Linked DNA regions of Homo sapiens: region 2 is linked to region 1. Evidence: chromatin contacts called from ENCODE Hi-C or POLR2A ChIA-PET data. All regions are on one chromosome and are shown on one strand. The core of a region is the stretch at or near the end of the contact, and the rest is flanking DNA. Distances in the headings are between cores, read along the strand shown. Region 1 holds the start of CCNC (cyclin C). Region 2 holds the start of SNX3 (sorting nexin 3).

Evidence for each region. A loop is a pair of places that touch in the nucleus more often than their neighbours do. ChIA-PET counts read pairs that join two places held with the same protein, here RNA polymerase II (POLR2A). Pooled maps may share reads with other maps.
Region 2: a loop to region 1 is called in a map of naive thymus-derived CD4-positive, alpha-beta T cell, with 11 times the contacts of the local background. The contact joins the promoter of SNX3 here to the promoter of CCNC in region 1. A Hi-C loop is called at or near these places in 1 of 168 maps with a recorded cell type or tissue (naive thymus-derived CD4-positive, alpha-beta T cell) and 6 of 50 pooled maps. POLR2A ChIA-PET finds 5 or more read pairs at or near these places in 1 of 52 experiments (WTC11).

The regions. Positions count from the first base shown.
Region 1 is chr6:99,566,146-99,570,642 of GRCh38, forward strand. It overlaps CCNC (cyclin C), which reads right to left and starts at 2,515. Exons shown (of 12, transcript NM_005190.4): 1 at 2,351-2,515. The coding sequence starts at 2,382. It also overlaps the pseudogene TSTD3. RefSeq lists enhancers at 2,213-2,292, 2,413-2,702, 2,823-2,872.
Region 2 is chr6:108,258,706-108,263,202 of GRCh38, forward strand. It overlaps SNX3 (sorting nexin 3), which reads right to left and starts at 2,335. Exons shown (of 4, transcript NM_003795.6): 1 at 2,055-2,335. The coding sequence starts at 2,216. RefSeq lists silencers at 1,913-2,022, 2,133-2,392 and an enhancer at 2,520-3,355.

The DNA of each region.
Region 1 (4,497 bases), core at 1,265-3,764:
GTATCATTCCTTTTTCCCCTGATTTAACTAGCAGTAGTTTGGTCTACTGTTTTTATTTACTCTAAGAATTAGCTTTTATAATTTTTTTCCTTTTAATATATTAGCATCGTTATCTATTTTAAGTCTTTCTGTTTCTTTAGGTTTATTTCATGTTTCCTTCTTAATATTATTAAATAGAATATTTCTATTATCTCTCAATTATTCAGGATATTGATTTTCTAATACATTCAAGCTTTGGTTACATTCCATATATGGTACTATTATGATGTTATTTTCTAGATAGTAAGTAACTGTATTTTCAGTTTCCTGTGGATACCAATAAAGTATCCACAGTTAGTTTTGTAGTTTTTATTTTTGTTACTTGTTCATTAATGCATTCAATTAACCAGCAAATACTTAGTGCCCTTCTAGTTCATTTTGGTCACAGACTGTGTTTTGTTCTACCTCAACTACACTGTGGTTTGCTAATTAATTTCATCCCCACAGAGTCATTTTATGTTTTTAAAAAGATAAATTTCACAAACATTTTATGAGTTTTCCTCACAGAACTCTGTATGGAGAATAAACTAAAAAACTTTATAAATACTGCATTTCATCAAATTTAAGATTACATCTAGGATTCATCATTATTTCATATGCTATGAAAGCAACTGCCATGCTGATTTCAAAGATGTTAAAGTGTGAAAACGTGCATCTTAGAAGCATGAAATATAGCATATTTAATATCAATTGCCCTCTTTCACCAAATTCACCTAAGACAATGGCCTTTCATAATCTTTTCGTTTGTTTTTCCAGAATTGTCTTGTCTTCCACACTCGTTACCTTTTCCAGATAAGAAACTCCATGACTGCTCAAGGGATTTGAGCAAGGCAAAGTGGTCCCTTCTTTTAGGACTATTTGAATTGGGAGAAAAGAATAGTTTCAAAGAAGTACACTTAACTTTATAATAATTTTATATTTGAAAAGTGAAAACATATTTTTAGAATGCTATGAATAAATGAAAGCATAATGAGAACACTATTGAAAATAAGGCAGGATCTTTTTTTTTTAAGTTGAAAAACTGAAAAATCAACAGTCAGCTACTTGTCAATTCTCTCAGCTTCTTTCAGAGTTTATCAGAATATCTCTTCTCCACTACCTAAACTTTTTTTTTCAGGAGCTCTAACTCCAATACCTAAACTTTCGATACTTTAATTTTGCCCAAGCAATATTTCAGTGTGTGAAAACAATGCAACATATATACACACACATATATATATACATACACACACACACATATATATACACACACACACATATGATCAGTGGTAAAGCTTCTTTAACATGTCATCTCCACAGAATCACTTTATAGCAAGAGGAAAACCTGCTTTTCCTTAAATAGGTTACTGAGTTCATTGTTTCTTTTTTTCTCTTTGCAAAGGGCTAAAAAATGAACATCAGGAACAGATCCTATTCACAGAATCGAAATTTAAATTACTTACTAATGCTTTCTTAGCATAAAAAATTATACCAAGATACCTTGTCAAATTCTGTTCATCTTTCAACTATACAGTGGAAAGCCTACTCAAATGTTCAATTTACCCCATAACGCACCTTCCTGCCTGCTTAAACAAATGTATTTAGGGATAAATGTTTTTAATATTATTCTAGCTCTCACATGGTCACTGACAGAAACAAGAACTTATTCATGAAAAAGGTTAAAGAAACAGGTAAACAAAGTCACTGGAAAAATAGGCCTTTAAAACAAAATATAAAGCACAGGCTAATGAAATGGATAAATTTAGAGGGCACCTGCCCTATACCTTATCAATATAAAACTCCATCTAGACATAAAGTACGCGCAAGAAGCGGTTAGTAGGCAGAAACAAGCCAGACTCTCTCCTCTCCTCATAATATTAAATCCACTCAAGATATACAGTGAATGACAAAAGACCACGACGCCGATCACCCGAAGAAACCCCAGGTAAAAGCACGCCACAACTGTCCTGAACAGGTAGCCTCACAGTCTTGAGCTGAGTCACACTTCCCGTACCTGTGCCCACTCTATCCGACCCCCCGCGGCCTAGCTAAACCAAGAATCCGAAATTAAACTCCGAAACGTTCCTTCCCGGGAGACGAAACTCTCTCCCACCCCTCCCCCTCACAGATCCTTCCCTCCCCGAAACTGGGGCTGGGGGCGGGGAGGGGAGTCGCCTCAGAAAAGCGCATCTTGATTCTGACCGCTGCGGTCTCCCGTGAGGACCCCGGCACTCGGAACTGAGCTGGGATCCAGGCCCAGGGGAGTCACAGGCCCCGTCCTCACAGCTCCCCCAAAAACCGGCCCCAGGTGAGAAGACGGAAGATCGCTTACTAGTGGGAGCTCTGCCAAAAGTTCCCTGCCATGGAACACAGCTTGCCCTGATAAAAAAGCACCAGCCGGCGGAGCGGCCCGCGGAGCGACCATAGACCCAGCCCGTCCGGTAACCGCGCTCCTCGATCAAATCAGCTCGGCTCGACTCCGCTCCGCGGCGGCGACGGCGAAAGGAAGAGGATGGCCCCCTAGTCTCCTTCACGCCGGCCGACAACACTCAACTGTGCAAACCCGTTCCTATCGACAAAAGTTCCGGCCCGCGGTAGCGGAGGGAGCCGGAGGGGAGGTGCTGACCCTTGGAGGTGCTGAGATTGAAGAGAACTAGTGTTCACGAGAGCTCGCGGCGGTTGGAAGGCTCTCGCGAGAGCGTCTTGAGAATTCTGGCCGGGGGCCCAAGCCGCTCGGTCTCCTGTCTTCAGCACGGGAGTTGCTGAGTGGGTCTAACCTAGGCGAAGTGGCTCAGATACGGGGTTCTGTTATTACCTCTTCCAGGACTTCAAAAACAGAACAATGTGGCATTGTAATAAAGTACAAGGTTTTGTGACTTATTTTTCCTGTGATTGGAAAGAGAAATAAATGAAGATGACTTTGTTCTCAGGGATCAAGTGTTCCTTTTTTTTTTTTACTTTATTTATTTATTTATTTTGAGACGGAGTCTTGCTCTGTCTCCAGGCTGGAGTGCAGTGGCACGATCCCGGCTCACTGCAAGCTCCGCCTCCAGGAGTTCAAGCGATTCTCCTGCCTCAGCCTCCCGAGTAGCTGGGACTGCAGGCGCGCACCACCATGCCCAGCTAATTTTTGTATTTTTAGTAGAGATAGGGTTTCACCATGTTGGCCAGGATAGTCTCAAACTCCTGACCTCGTGATCCGCCCTCCTCAACCTCCCAAAGTGCTGGGATTACAGGCGTAAGCCACCGCACCCTGCCTGTTTTTTACTTTTGAGACGGAGTCTGGGTCTGTCACCCAGGATGGAATGCAGTGGCACAATCTCGGCTCACAGCAACCTCTGCCTTTCCAGTTCAAATGATTCTGCTGCCTCAGCCTCCCAGGTAGCTGGGATTACAGGGATTACAGGCGCGTGCCACCACGTCCATCTAATCTTTGTATTTTTAGTGGAGAGGGGATTTCGCTAGGCTGGTCTGGAACTCCTAACCTCAGGTGATCCGTCAGCCTCAGCCTCCCAAAATGCTGGGATTAACAGGCGTGGGCTACCAGGCCCGGCCTGGATCAGGCGGTTTTTTTTTTTTTTTTTTTTTGAGACGGAGTCTTGCTCTGTCGCCCAGGTTGGAGTGCAGTGGCGCTATCTAGGCTCATTGCAACCTCTGCCTCCCAGGTTCAAGCGATTCTCCTGCCTCAGCCTCCCAAGTAGCTGGGACTACAGGCTCACACCACCACGCCCAGCTAATTTTTGTATTTTTAGTAGAGACAGGGTTTCACCATGTTGGCCAGGATGGTCTCCATTTCCTGACCTCGTGATCCGCCCACCTCGGCCTCCCAAAGTGCTGGGATTACAGGCGTGAGCAACCGCGCCCGGCCGCGATCTTTTTTTTTTTTTTTTTTGAGACGGAGTCTCGCTCTGTCGCCCAGGCTGGAGTGCAGTGGCGAGATCTCGGCCGCGATCTTAATGGAGTTATTTTGGAGTGATAAAGTGCAAACTTACAGAGCAGCGGAATCAACAGTTTTGCAGAACATCTAAAAATATTCATGCATATATGTATGCACATGTATGTACATGTATGCACCTAATAGAAACATACTGCAAAAAAAGCCATAATTTAATTTTACAAGACGAAATATTTTGTATTTTCCATTTCATTTTCATTGTAGCAATGCATTTATTGTAAAACTTATAATTATTTTTCTAAATAATTGGACACTCCAGAAACTTGTTTATAGACAGTCAGCATCTGAGGCAACTTAAGACAGTATTTTTCACATTGTAGGTGGAGACCAATTAGGGTGTGGTAAAATTAAGTATAATCATTTTCCTAAATAGAACAGAAAATACTAGGTAAATCAGAAATAGCAAGGATATTATATTTAAATTTGGTTCAGTTATATATGTGTGTATATACATACACAAACACACATATACACACACAGTCAAGATGTGAAATGCATTTGTTTGTATGTGAGAATTAGTCTGC
Region 2 (4,497 bases), core at 1,085-3,584, 8.7 Mb after region 1:
AACGTGTTGCCCAGGCTGGTCTCAAACTTCTGAGCTCAAGGGATCCACCTGCCTCAGCCTCCCAAAGTGCTGGGACTAGAGGCATGAGCCACTGCGCCAGGCCCAGAAACCATTTTTAAGTGTCACATCAGCTATTTGCTAAGGTATTAGGTGTATTAAAAAAAAAAGAGGATTAAATTATTATACTAGAACCCATTTAATATAATGCATTCAGCAAGATAAACTCAAAGTAAGTGGAGGAAGTGTAGGCAGGAGATTCCAATTCAGTTTTGTGACAGGAAGTACCTGCTATGGAAGTATAGAAACAAGAATACCAAGTTCTGTTTTAGCACAAGAAAGAAAAAAAAAGAAAATACTAGTGAATAGGGCAAAAGAGGAAGTTCTTTTTAGTGAACCATCTGTCATGTATTACAGACAATTAGAAAAACATTCACTTTTCCACTAGGTTTATGTATGAATGTAGTTCCCCAGGTGTACTGAAGTCTGGATTTTGCAGTTTCCCTATGACAACATATCCTATGATTCAATTTTTATTTATTTATTTAGAGAAGGGATTTTGCTCTTGTTGCCCAGGCTGGAGTGCAATGGCCCGATCTAGGCTCACGGCAACCTCTGCCTCCCCAGTTCAAGAGATTCTCCGGCCTCAGCCTCCCGAGTAGCTGGGATTACAGGCATGCGCCACCACACCCGGCTAATTTTGTATTTCTAGTAGAGATGGGGTTTCTCCATGCTGGTCAGGCTGGTGTCGAACTCCTGACCTCGGTGATCCGCCCAGCTCGGCCTCCCAAAGTGCTGGGATTACAGGCATGAGCCACCGCGCCCGGCCTATGATCCACATTTTACACATCCATAAGAAGACAACAGTGGCTTGAAACATTAAACTATTCGTTTCATATCTTAAAGTTTGATTAACTTTTTAAAATCAATGCTAACTACGTAAGAATCATTTTTTAAAAATACTTAAGTTTCACAACAATGTGAATATACTACTGAGCTGTATGTACACTTAAAAATGGTTAGGATGGTAAATTTGATTTTTGTGTTTTTCACGACACAAAGTGTGTAAGTTAATGAGAATTTTTTCACTTAAATGTTAATAGTAGCTTGTCATATAAATTTTGATTAAAGGAAAAATCGCTTTACACTTAACTTTTAATAATTTGCTGTCATCTTTAAATTAATGTAATTAATTTTTAAAGATGCTTCCATACATGGGCAAATTCTTTAATCCTGAATTATAGAGTGAAAGTGAAGCACTATTTTCAATTAACATCTTTCAAATCATCTAAATTATTGCCAACAAATACTAGTTATGAAATTAGGTATATTTTATTTCTGTTGATTTCTTTATTCAATTAAGTGCAAATCTCGAATTAAGAGAGCAAGATCCCTAGTCTTTTCTTAAAGCAACTGTAGTTCTGGATTATGAGGTAGGTGACACCACACCTCAGCCTTTGGCAGGGCGGTGGCCCAAAATGCTGAAGTCAACCATGTCCAATCACCCTTCTGGTCTGGCTCAGCCCTATCAAAAATTGTCAGGCTTCTGTGAACTTTCATTAAGTCCCGTTCAGAAGACTGCACAACCCAGGTTACTTTAGCAGCTCGGGAAGGGCCTGGAGCAGCCGGGTTGGCTTGCTACCTCTGGGAAGTCTCCAGGAAGAGAAAACTGGGAAAAGGCTTTAACTTTGCGCAAGCCCCTTTTCTCTGTCAACATCTCTTTCCCTTCCCAGCGAAGGGATGTGTTCTCGAAAGATCTACCCCTTTCCAACTCAAATGTCATTCCCTGATCAGCTGCTGGAGGGGCAAGCGGCGCTCAACCCACGCCCTCCTCTTCGAGCACCTTCTCCAAGTGCCAGCGCGCCGGGCTCGCTCTGCAGCCCCCCACACCAGCCCTACAGGAAGAGGGGCCCTGGCTCACGACCCCGGCCCGCCTCTGCAAGGGGGCTCCCGGCCTGGGAGGCTGTGGCTGCCCGCGGGGGTCCACTCCCGGGTCGAGTGGGGGTGACCAGAGCCAGCGGGAGGGGTTTCTTGGGAGAGGGGAGAGACGGCCTCACCTTGACCCTGATTTCGTAAGTGGTGAAGCGGCCCCGGCCGACCCCCACCGTTTGCGGGTTGCTCACATCGATCTCGAGGAAGTTGCTGGGGGGTCCGTAGGCGTCATTCAGGTTCTGCGGCTTGGTGATCAGCCGCCGGGTGTCAGCCACGGTCTCCGCCATTTCGCTGTAGCTGCTGCCGCCGCCGCGGGCTCCCTCCGCCCCCTCCGCGTTCAGCCGCCGCCGCCGCCGCTGCTGCCCGCCGTGGGGACACGGGGCTCGCGCGCAGCGGTCGCGAAGAGAACGAGCACGTAGAGCGGGCGTTCACCCCGCACGCGAAGCTCCTCCCCGCGCCCCTCAAGCTTCCGCCTCCGAGCCCAGGGGAGAAACGGCTCACTAGCTGGAACGCCACGCCCGGCTCCCGGGAGGCCCGGCCGAGGCTGGGGAGGGGCACTGCGGACTGGGGTGTGAGGAGAAGCGGTGTCATGGGACTCGGGGTCGCAAACAGGTTCCGGCCGGACTACAGCGCCCACAATGCACCGCGAGCGCGCCGCCGCGGGGCTGCGGCCGAGGAGGCGAGGACCCAGACGCCCAGAGCTGGCGCTTCCTGTCTCTCTGCGCCAGCCTCGGCCTGCGGCGGGGTAGAGCGCCGGAAACGGCTTTAGCGGCTTTGGGAATTGCGGGCGAAAGTTAAACGGAGAGATCTTAGAGATTTGCCCGCAAATCGAAACAAAACTGCCCCTACTAACTCTGTGCCAACCTGTGCACCGTCTCACTGTGAACCCCTGAAAATGCCTTTCTGGAGAAGGTTAAGCAAATGCCTGAGATGATTTTGCCATAAACCCGAGCGTTGCACCAGACACGCGTCTGGATTGATAGGTTGAAACCAGTAAAGTGGGGGAGTGAAATAAAAACTAAAGCCCTAGTTAAATCCTAGCATTATGGTCAAATCGATTTTGGAGACAGGTCGGTCCGCTAAAACAAAGTAACAGTAGACCGGCTGCAAGCTGCTTTGGGTGTCCACTTTCGTTTCTCACGAAGTCCTGATAAGTTTTTTTTTTTTTTGAAAAGTATTAAACGTACCTCTACAGGACTGGAAATGCAACTCACATGAGCCTTTTTAAGAAACGGGGAGGAAGGCCGGGCACGGTGGCTTATGCCTGTAATCCCAGCACTTTGGGAGGCCGAGGCGGGCGGATCACGAGGTCAGGAGTTCGATACTAGCCTTGCCCACATGGTGAAACCCCATCTCTACTTAAAAATGCAAAATTAGCTGGGCGTGGTGGTGCGCGCCTGTAATCCCAGCTACTCTGGAGGCTGAGGCAGGAGAATCGCTTGAACCCGGGAGGCAGAGGTTGCAGTGAGCTGAGATCTGCCATTGCACTCCAGCCTGGGTAATAGAGTGAGACTTTGTCTCAAAAAAAAGAAAGAAAGAAACGGGGAGAAAACCCAATTAATTAGGTCCTAGTTCATCTCTTATGGTCCAATGGGAAATGCAGATTTTAAATGTTGAGATACGATACATTTCTATCTCTGCCCAGAGAGTTATCCCTCACAACTATTTCTGCATTTTTTAATATGTCAAGTTTAACACTATAATTACTTTAAATAACCTGATCTTCCCCGCCCCCCTTTTCTTTAGATTTTAAATTATTAGTAATTATTTGTGGAGACGGGATCTCACTGTGATTCCCAGGCTGGTCTCCAACTCCCAGCATCAAAGTGATCCTCCCGCCGTGGCCTCCCATATGTGCTGAGATGACAGGTATGAACCACCGTGCTTGGACTGATCTGTCCCTTGAACTGCAAATTTCTTTTCTTTCTTGCTTTTTTTTTTTTTTTTTTTTTTTTTTTTTTTTTGAGACGGAGTCTCGCTGTGTCGTTCAGGCTGGAGTGCAGTGGCGCATCTTGTCTTACTGCAATCTCCACCTTTCGGATTCAAGCGATTCTCCTGCCTCAGCCTCCCGAGTAGCTGGGATTACAGGCGTGCGCCATGACACCCAGCTAATTTTTGTGTATTTTCAGTAGAAACGGGGTTTTGCCTTATTGGCCGGGCTGGTCTCGAACTCCTAACCTCAGCTGATCCGCTCGCCTCAGCCTCCCAAAGTGCTGGGAGTACAGAAGTGAGCCACCGTGCCCGGCCAACAGCAACCATTCTTAATAACACTAAGAAACACTGGAATAAAAAGAAATTACTTGGCCGGGTGCGGTGGCTTGCGCCTGTAATCCCAGTACTCTGGGAGGCCGAGGCGGGCGGATCACCTCAGGTTGGGAGTTTGAGACCAGCCTGACCAACATGGAGAAACCCCGTCTGTACTAAAAATACAAAATTAGCCGAGCGTGATGGCGCATGCCTGTAATCCCAGCTACTCGGGAGGCTGAGGCAGGAGAATTGCTTGAACCTGGGAGGCGGAGATTGTGGTGAGCCGAGATCGTGCCATTGCACTCCAGCCTGGGCAACAAG